2 separate regions of the Mus musculus genome follow, and region 1 is linked to region 2. Evidence: chromatin loops called from intact Hi-C (ENCODE). Cell type or tissue: left cerebral cortex. All regions are shown on one strand. Links, peaks and the distances in the headings refer to the core of each region. The heading gives the core; the rest is flanking DNA.

What was found. A loop is a pair of places that touch in the nucleus more often than their neighbours do. Peaks named below come from ENCODE experiments on the same cell type or tissue, not always from the same donor. Only the 100,000 strongest peaks of a DNase experiment are listed, where the experiment ranks them.
Region 1: a loop joins it to region 2, with 2.8 times the contacts of the local background. A loop is called at or near these places in 3 of 42 quality-filtered maps.

Annotation. Positions count from the first base shown.
Region 1 is chr8:19,112,592-19,117,971 of GRCm38, reverse strand. Defb12 (defensin beta 12) reads left to right here and starts at 3,139. Exons shown (of 3, transcript NM_152802.3): 1 at 3,139-3,242; 2 at 3,604-3,645; 3 at 5,191-5,380. The coding sequence starts at 3,152. The coding sequence ends at 5,315. In left cerebral cortex, for the core only: no CTCF peak of the experiment used is centred there; no DNase peak of the experiment used is centred there.
Region 2 is chr8:18,951,216-18,956,595 of GRCm38, reverse strand. All of the region lies in intron 1 of Gm40464 (a long non-coding RNA gene), which reads right to left. Among named protein-coding and RNA genes, the nearest start is that of Xkr5, 2.9 kb to the right of the region's middle. In left cerebral cortex, for the core only: a CTCF peak has its summit at 2,435 (motif pointing left); a DNase peak (open chromatin) is centred at 2,440.

The DNA of each region.
Region 1 (5,380 bases), core at 184-5,183, 160 kb before region 2:
GAGCAATTTTTAGATTTACTGCTTTAGTTGCAATTTTAACTTCAATATCTACCACAGCTTTAGATCAACAGCTGCATACTGATCATTTTGTTAATGATATGCATAAAATATTAGCAACTTATTGTAAGATAAAAAATTAGAGGCAAAGGTTAATATCTTAGAAGTAGTGGTCTACAATAAGACAGGATATAACATATTAAGGCTACAAAGACAGAAATTTCAGGTATTAGAAGAATGTTGTCTTTACTTTGACAAGACTGGCTTAGTTCAAGATAATATAGAGAAAGTTAGAGCTAGTTTAAAAGAGAGAAAACAACAAAGAGAAACAAGAATTTTGGTATAAAAATTGGTTTTCTACTTCTCCTTGGGTCACTACCTTGCTTCCCACACTCTTGGGACCTTTCTTGGGTGTTCTGCTGCTTTTGTCTTTTGGCCCCTGGGCCTTTAAAAAATTAACCAGTTTTGTTAAGTTGCAGATTGAAGCTGCTTTAAGTAAGCAGGTTGCAGTCCACTACCATCAGCTAGATATCCGGGACTCAGATGAAGAAGATCCTCCTCCCACCGAGGCAAAAACAAAGACTCGTCTCCAATTTTCCACCCTTGCTGCTAATGCAGAGTCCCCTTGGTTCCTTAGGTTTTGGAGACAATAGGGACAAGGAAGGGTGACCTCCAGCTCTTGTCATAGCTTAAGAGCCACAAATTGTGGTATTACAATTGGCATGCTTACAGAGGCCTTACTGAGTCTGAGGTTGATAATTCTCCTACGGGAGCTGCACAAAACTCAGAATTGTGCATGCTGATTCGTAATAAATACAAATCCAGTATGGGCCCAGCATGGGTGCAAACTAAGTATTGCAGGGGAAGGTCCAAATAGACCATTTCTGAGTTCCCTGAGAGGCAAACCCGGTTAGGAAGAGGTTGGTATCTAATTTCAGTTACAATTAATAATTTTTTCAAAGGCTCTGCCTCACCTCCCCAAAAGATACCAAGAGCCACAAGTGTGGGTCTGTGACAGCACCCACGGGAGGAATCGGGTCAATGTCCCCCCAGCCATGGTAATGCCCGCTCATCTAAAGATGAAAAAGATTAGTTGATCACCTCAGTTAAGTGTGGCCTTATTTAATTTAATTCAGAAGGGGGAGATGTCAGAGACCATCCCGTGAGAAAGTGAGCCCTTCACAATCTCCCTAGCAGGCCAAATGGCCTTGTACTGAGAACTGGTTGTCACCCCCCTTTCCTCCCTATTCCTTTCCTGGCACCTGAGGCTGTAAAAGCTGAATTATAGTCCCCTCTCCCCTATCTCTTCCTGAGTTCCCATGCCATCCAAGGACATGAGTTACGCCTGAGCCTAGCCTGACCCCCAAGGCTGTCAAGGAGGATCGATGTTCCAGAGATAAGATCCAGAGTGCCCGCTGCCTGGCGCCTGACTTCAGCCCCCATGTCAGCAGATGCCCACTTCTTTGTTCTTTGTATAATTCTCCCTCGACCCCTCCCATATTCCCCGCGATGTATGCTTTAAAAAGAAGGCACCTCAGCCTAATAAACGAGACCTCGATAGGTACCCTTCCTGGTCTCCTACTTTCTTTCTTTTATTCCCATCTCCTTCCAGGTTCGCGGTCCCCCTCGCACCCACGAATAACTGAATCCCACGGGACGGGATAACCACCAATCAAAGAAAACACATAGTGGGACTCGTGGCTCTAGCTGCATATGTAGCAGAGGATGGCCTAGTTGGTCATCAATGGGAGGAGAGGCCCTAGGTCCTGTGAAGGTTCTATGCCCCAGTATAGGGGAATGCCAGGTCCAGGAATGGGAGTGAGTGGGTTGGGGAGCAAGGGCAGAGGGGAGGGGATAGGGGATTTTTGGAGGGGAAACTGAAACTAGGAAAGAGGATAGCATTTGAAATGTAAATAAAGAAAATAACTAATTAAAAAAAAGGAGTCAGATTGCTATGATCACTTTGCGGAGTGGTTGTTCAATGTTATATAGAAATATAAATGTGATGTTGATGATGATAATCAGACATTCTGATAAACACTTCTATGCCATGTACAATGCACTCAAATGCCCAATGAGGCTGATATTAACAATATAACGCAATTTTAAGGATAAAGAGGCTAAGGTTTCAAAAATTGTTAACCTATCCAAGGCGGTCTACTTAGTAGGTATCTGTCTAACTACATAGTCTACATTTTCATGTATATGTGAGAGAGAATGAGAGGAGGGCACTGAGAATTGAATGTAGGCTGTGTGTGTGGCAGGCAAACACTTTTCTACTGAGCTACATCCCAGCCCCTTTTTACTTATTTTAGATTCAAGTATCACCAAATTGCACAGGCTGCCTTTGAATTCACTGACCTCACTATGTAGCCCAAACAGGCCTTTAGCTTGTGATGCTTCTGCCTCAGTCTCTGGAGTAGCTGAGTTACAAGTCTGTGACACCAAGCCTGCCTTTGTCTCCAAGACTGAAAACCAGAACATCATGTAACTATAAGCATCAAGGTGGCAATAAGCAGGACACAGTTTGGGAGTTGACATGAATATTCCTTTTGATGCCCATGGTTTTCATTATTAAAGGATATTGTGATTATAACTGGTCTGTGATGAGATGTCTGACAGGCACAGGATTCAAAGCTACCATAGCAAAAGGTCAGTTACTCCTCACGTTCTGCTGAACAATTTATAAATCCAGCTGTGAGAATGAGGAGAGTCAGTGTGCACATCTGTGGATGGCCTTCCAGTCCCCACAATAGCTCTGGAAGCACTGAGAGCATTCAAAGTGCTCCTGAGTTGAAATCATACTGGATCCCCAGGACAAGCTACAAAGGCAATACTTGTGCTTTGTTCCTTGAGAAGTCATGGAGACCTATCAGGATTCTCTCCCTTAGATTCCTGCAGTAGAAGTGGGCACAGCCCTGAATTCTCCAAGTCTTGAACCAATGTCCACTCCATTCTACAAGCTGGTTAGGCATGGAGAAGTAAGGCTTTGCAGGCTCAAGGTTATTACCCACTGCCCCAGCTCTTGATCCTGGCAAATGGAGCATGTAATCGTGCTTTCTTCATTGATTCACTTCACTGACCTAGAACATAGCCCACTACTTTCCAATATAAATGTTTTCTTGTCTCCTCAAAGAAACCCCGATTCTCTGTGATGAAGAATCTCCCCTCAAACATGGCTCTGAGCAGAGAGGTGTTCTATTTTGGTTTTGCTTTGTTCTTCATTGTAGTTGAACTGCCATCAGGTAAATCAAAGTTGATGGGATTTTGATGGGGGGGGGGGTGCAGTGGGTAGATCATGAAACCCAATGACTCTTTCATGCACCACCCTGAAACTGAGAGTAACTCTCCTCTCCCCAGAGATTTCTTGGATCTCCACTCATGTTTCCTAAGAGCCAGATGAACAGAGCTTTAATTTACATTGTATTGTTTAGTACACTGGTCTTTCTGGCTTCCAGGAGTGCTGGTCTTGAGAAACCCAATAAATAACAGCAACCATAACATCAGTAGTCCCTCGAAAGCCATGTAACATGTAGGAGAAATTTTATAAAGTGTTGTTTCTTGCTTTAATATTCTTTTCTAAAATGCATTTTGTTTTAAATTTAGGGTCCTGGGCAGGACTTGAGTATTCCCAGTCATTTCCAGGAGGTAAATTACATCTTTATCTGTATTTTCTCCTTCTCCTAACTTGAACGAGGTCTGCTTGAGGGCATCTGCCAGATGAGGAAGATCACATAGAATGGTGCAGATGAGGCGCCACCCTCATTAGAGATTGTTTATAACGGTTAGTTGAAAGCTTTGGGTGTGCACCAGAGGTTCTCTTACATGGGAAGACAGCACAATGCAAACAAAATTCAAAGAAATATTGAAATATCCTTGGAGGGCTGAAGAAGTGACTAAAAGTTAAAGGTTAAAAGTGCTTGCTGTGCAACTATGAGGACCCAAGTCTGGACTCCAGCACACACCAGTGTTGCTTGAGCCTGTGACCCCAGGACAATGGTTGCAGAGCTAGGAGGTTCAAGGGCAGAGCTAGGTGGGTCACTGGGATCCATAACAGCTAGGAAAAATGAGCTAAGGGTCAAAGAGAGGCCCTGCTTCAAAGCTGACAGTGACAGAAGAAGATGTTCAAAGCCTTTTTCTTGATGTTTTGTGTGCACATACATGGGTGCATGAACCTGCACACACATGCATGTGTCCAACACAATACACCTCTCTCTTTTTCTCACACATACACACATCAGCATAATGATGATAATAAAAATATATAAGTAACTAAGTAGCATGAGAACTATGGAACTCATGAAGAATTAATTTCTCCAACCCTTAACAAATACACATAGATTGTGCCACTTAATTATTAAAGCACCATTAGAAGTAAATATCATACAAACATTATCATAGAATCATTTCACCACTCAGCAAATTAAAAATGTGCACAGGTATTTCTATTATATCCCCCAGTGAAGGGGGCTAGGTATATTAAGCAGCTGGTACTAGAGCCAAACAAGTATTGAGATTAAATTCTTCATTCCAGCTTCGAGGATTTGAAAGCAAAGGCTAACTAGTAAATTTTCAACAGTGCAGACATGCATTTTAAAAGTTCTGAAGAATAGATGTTGCTGTCACTTGCATCAGACCTGTGAAAGACAATAAACACCTGGGGGACACGGGTGATGGTTACCTGTTGTGTTTAACTCTTTTCAGCTCCACACTGTCTGTGGTAATCAGATGCTATGGGGTAGTGCTCTTCTTACAGTGTGAGTGTGTGAGTGTGTGTGTGTGCATGTCTGTGTGTGTTTATGTCTGTGTGTGTTCATTCATGTGTAAAAGCCAGAGGTCAAACTTATAAATGTCATTCCTCAGAAGCCATTCATTCACCTTGTTTTGTGAGACAGAATCTACCACAAACTCGGCTAGGCTGACCACTGAGAGTCAGCTGTCCCTGCTTCCCCAGCTGAGGACCGTGAGTGACACAAGTGCCTGGCTTTTTACCTGGGCACGGAGGATCAGACTCAGGGTCCCATGCTGACCCAAGAAACACTTTGCCAACTGAGCTATCCCCAACATCTCTGGTCTAATTCTAAAAAACACTGCTGGCCATACACGCAAACCCTGCCTGTCAGGAGGCCTTAGATATTCTTCCCATTCCCACAAGGTTCCAACAACCATCTCAGCAGCTCTTTCCTGGCACAGGGGAGATTGCTGTGTGCGAGACATGCAGGCTCGGCCGGGGAAAATGCAGGAGAACATGCATAGAGAGTGAGAAGATTGCGGGCTGGTGCAAGCTGAACTTCTTCTGCTGTCGAGAGAGGATCTGAACCCAACGACCAATGGTCTTTGGACCTTGCAAGTCGTGCTGAATGGATGGTCAAGGAGAGAACAT
Region 2 (5,380 bases), core at 310-5,309:
AAGGAGTTGGGATGTTTCTCTTCCCTCCTTATGGGCTCTAATGCCATCCTGGCCTTTGTATCCCTTGCTAAAGATTGACAGAATATCAGAGGAAAATATTACCCCAACCCATGCTATGCATTTCAAAAGCAAATTAGTGCCTTGTCTTAGAGGAACAAGCCAGTTCTGCAAATAATGTGAAAGGTTCAAAAGGCCATGTAGAGCACTCACAATCACCCTCTCAATAAAGCCAACCATTCTTTGAAATACACCTTCTTGTGGCTAAAATGAGTTCTTTGTGAATTTCAATTCTGTTCTAAAAAGTGTGGGTATTTTGCAGCATTTGAAATAAGTCAGCAATGGCTGCTCAGTGAAGGATCGATCACCATTGATCAAAGATGCTGTCACTATGTATTATGGGCAATTCAACAAGCCTGGATTACCCTACTCTGGGAAAGAAGAAATGGAAGCTGATAGTGTGGAAACAGTAATGTGGGAATAGGCTACTTCTGCCTATGACTGGCATGTAACTTCAGGCTTACTTAGGCCCAACCCCAGTCACCACATCTACCTCACCTATGAAAGCTCCACACTGACACAAGGCCCCATGGCCATGAGATCCAAATGCTCACCCATCTCATTTTGGCTACAGATGTCAGTGGCCACAGTCCTCTGCGTAAGATGTGACTTACAAAGACCACTGCTGTGCTCTCCAAAGATGCTGATAGGGTAGTGTCTCCCCTGCATTTATAAAAGGACCATCTGGGGACACTTCCTGGAAGAACGAGGTAGAAAGATATGAGAAGTGAGTGTGATAGTCACTATCACATTCCAGTAACTCTAGGCTTCGGTGCCCTAACCCCCATGTCAACCAAGGGAGATGACAGTTTCACTTGCAATAGTGGGCACATAGAGCCAACACTCCATGTGTCGTCCAAACAACTAAGCACAGAAATGCAGGGACTACCTCACTGAGATACAATATCAAAAGGAGAATGGGTGGAAACTAGGCCAATATTGTTAATTATGACCTGCTCGAACTGGGGTTCTTGTTTTATTTCCATTGCCCCGTGTACATAAGACCCACTCCCACACGCTGCTCCCAGTTTACCTTTCTATTTGCTAGGAAATTAAATCAGCTCTTTAGAGGACTCTTCACCTCTTAGTTGGTCACACTGTGTGTCTCGCTTTGAGGAGACTGATGGGAGTCCAATATTGATAGGTATCTGGTAGGAATGTCCCCAAGAAACTCAAAGCCTGCCTGGCACCTGCTGCAGAATGGTGATTAGCAACTCCTTAGGCAAAGAGAGTTCACATTTTCAGATGCATGTATTATGCTGGTTCTCCTGGCAGAAACTTAAGAAACCAATGTCCCCTAAATCTTTTAAATGTTCAGAAACTCTCAGAAGGTATTTGTAAGCTTCACTGGGGTCGTTATAAGACATTTCCCCTGCCTATCAGCCACACATTAGAACCCTACTGATTCCTAGTTAGTACCCTCGTGTTACTAGAGTCAAAACTTTACATTGTAATTCAGCCAATCACAGCATGAACTCCAGAGACTGGGTTTCAGACCCGCAGTACTTGTCTGGATTCATATGTTAATACAAAATCAAGTTGGGTGAGATACTCGAATATAAACCTCAACCTGTTAGAGGAGAGGCAAACAGAAAGAGATGTTTCTGCTTACAGAAAGCCAGCGCATTGTCTTAAACTCAAAAGCACCAACTACAAAACAAAATTGAAAATGGGAGACTGTGAGTATCTCAAAGGAAAACGCTTTTACACAGAAAAAAAAAAGGGAAGGAAGGGAGGGAGGGAGGGAGGGAGGGAGGGAGGAAAAAGAAAGCTCAAGGATTGTTACGGAAAAGGGGCGGAAAGACCATGGAAGCCAAAGAATGGAGATGACACTAAGGAATGCTGTGCTCCAGACATGACAGGGCCATAGCACTTGTGAGCCCACAACAGCTATTGTTCCCTGCACCCAGCCTGAACAAGATCGTCCTAGTAAAAAGTTGAGCCTGGAAGGAAAGGTCCCAGGGGCCAAGTCCTAACCGAGGAGCTGGGGTAATTGATGGCTGCTGAGATAGGAGCATGCTTTTATCTGGGGGATGTGCCACTGGTGGTTTGTCCTTATCCTTAGAGGTAACCCAAAACCCATGTGCATACTGCTCTTAGTGGGCTAATTCTAACGAGTTTTAAATGCATGAATGTGGGGTGAACATGGGAAAGAGCATCCAAGGGAAGTTAGATAGAATAGGAATGGATAGATGAAAACGCACCGCATACACGATGGACTTCTCAAATGATAGATTTAAATATTATTTTCAAGTAGGGGGAATACGTGGAATCGTCGAGAACCTGTGGTGACTAACGGAATGACCAACTATAGTTACAGTTCTGAATGGGATGCGCGGCTGCCCTCTGCTGGCCATGCTGGGTGTTTGCGTTCTGAGCTGAAACCATTCAAGGATTACAAGTCTGTTTGCAAAAATGAAGCTGCTGAGACCCCTACTGGAAGAAAGTTATACAGCCCTGTGCAGCACAGGCCTGAACGCACACAGAAACTGGCTGATGGCTGACCCTCCACAGTCATGTTCTTTCCCCTGGAGCAGGAGGGGCCCTATTGTGGGAATCCTTGCCAGAATTACACAAACACCCCAGACTTGGAAACATAACAGGTCTGGAAGGAGATACTGACCTGGAGTATCCAGGATAAAAGCAAATCTAACCGTAAAGACATGCTGCCCACAGGATTGGAGACTCATCAGGGGACAGAGGGCTGCTTCTGAGGACTTCACTCTGCATTGCAATATCATATGATATCATGCACAGCTATAAAACTGTGCATTCCTGATCCATATGAATACAGCCAACACAGGGCTTTGGAACACCACTGTCCAACAGGCACCTCATATCTGCGTCCTAGACGTGGTAGAAATGATAGATTCCGATACTATCTGATCCTGCTGTTCGGCTACTCTTCTCCCAGGTCACCCAGGTCCCACAGAAGCTGAGACACCTGTCAAAGCCAGGGGTACAAGGCTCCAGGAGAATGACTGACGGTTCTAGGGAAATGACTAACAGTCCTAGATATGAAGGAACACCAGGAGAGCACATCCTAGCTCGATGGCTTAAAGTGGCAACCCTCCGAATCTGTGAGCTGTCCCCTGAGACACATGGGTAAGAGCCTGTCATACATAGGGCTTATTCACAGGCAGATTCTGGCATCTTCCACTTCCCATGTTTTATCAGCACATAAAGAACTCACCTGTGCTGAAAGTATTTCTAGCTTACAGGAAGGTCTTCTCACAGAGAGGCCACGTTCATATCATACCAAGTGAGATCTCTCCCCCTCCCCTTCCCCCTCCCCCTCCCCCTCCCCCTCTTTTCCTCCACCTACCTCTACCTCCCCTCTCCCTCTCCCCCTCCCCCTCCCCCTCCCCCTCTTTTCCTCCACCTACCTCTACCTCCCTCTCCCCCTCCCCCTCCCCCTCCCCCTCTTTTCCTCCACCTACCTCTACCTCCCCCTCTCCCTCTCCCCCTCCCCCTCCCCCTTTCCCTCTGCTCTGGGCCCTGTGGGAACCATAAGGATTCACTACCATCTCTTGCCAACACTTACAATGGCCTTCTTCCCCTGACCTTTATGATGGCAGGAAAGTCTCCGCACCAACTAAATACACAGGAGAGGTAGGGATGCAGGATTTAAAGGGAACAGAGAAGAGCTGGTCCTGTGCCTGAGGGGTCAGCAGGAGGACATACCCTGCTTGGGAGGCCTGAATCAGCAACCTTCAGAGTTACAAGCAGTCCTGTGGGAAACAAGGAGATGGATGGCCTATCACAGGCAGCTCCTAGCTCATTCTAGGACCCGTTTTAGTCCTGAGCACAGACACATCCTGTGCGTAAGAAGTTCTACCTACCCTAGGGAAGTCTTCTCTGGGAAGCTGGATTATTCTCCAGAGAGGCCACCAACAATCTAATCGGGCCATATCAGCCAGGGCCTGGGACTTACCAAGAGTGGGAATCTTGAGACTATAAAGGATCTCTCAACGCATCTACCTTACCCAGGCGAGATTTCCCCAGTCAGCTTGAAGGATAGAGAATACCAGCATTTCTGGTCTAATGCCATGTGGAGCCTGCAGGAGAAATCTAAACCCATGTCAGGGTGATCTCTCTGATGTTGCCGCTGCTTTTGAGACATCCCTGCTCCTTGTAAGTAATGAGTCCCCCACTCCAGTTAGTCACCACAGTAAATACTCATTGGTTCACCAAGCTGGACAAGGGTGCAGCCATTGCTTTTATCTGTCATGTTTTGTCTCTCCAGGAAGTCTGTCTCACAAGAGCCTCCCCTGAGTCAGGTCTAGAGACAGTGTCATTAGTCTAATGAAGGCACCTCACCTCCTGCCATAGCAGACTGGTAAAAGATAACACATTAGCCAAGGAGGAAACGTAACTGGATAAGTGCTGTGAAGAAAAGAAAGGTAGAGAGAAGGGAGGCTGGTGGCACAGGAGGTGTGATTATGAACCAACCACCTTTGCCACACAGCCAATCAAATAGAATAGAATCAGATAGAATATCCCAGCTGGAATCCCCAGTTGTGTCTTCCAGCTGACCCTTCTGCGATCTCCATTTATAGGATTCTGAACCTGGGGGGCCATGTCCCTCCACACTGGACACAGCACACAAGACAGACCAGAGAGGCAGCCAACGTCCTGATCCCCCACCTTGCCTGCCTTGGACTGTTTTTAACAAATGAAATATAGAATATGTTTTTATTTCTCAAACCGTACACCTAGGAATTTGGATGGGGAGTGTGGTGGGATGTTTTAAGGCTAAAAATGTTGAGAAATGTATTGAAATGTTCCCCACCCATCACTAATCATGAACAGCATTTATTTCCAGTCCTAATTTGTGTATTCTTATTCCTTCGCAAGAATTCTATGGGGCAGAATCGCTGTAGGCCTGACCTCTACTTAGTAATTTCCTGCCACGCCTGCTCAAGGGTTATAAAACATTTTTCCGCTGGGCATGGACGATTCAGAACAATCTTTGTCCCCACGTCCACAGTCCTGTGTAACCTCTACATCGAAACAAATGTCAGGGTGATGCTTTCCCATCTCCCAGAAAGACTTTCCGTGGGAAGGTTTACTTCTGGCTTTGGGGGATCTGGATTAACCCCTCAAGGATACCTGGGAGAAAGGTCTGAAAGCAAAGCGGCTATTAAAGGCTCAGATGCCATTTTAGGCGTGTTTCCTTTCCCTTTTCTGGACACACAACTGAAATTTTTCAAAAGTCCCAATCAGCTTTTCAAATTCCTCCTCCCATGATACACATACACACATACACCACTCTGACTAGTAGTTAAGTGGACTCTGTTTTGAGCAAACCCGCTGACTATGA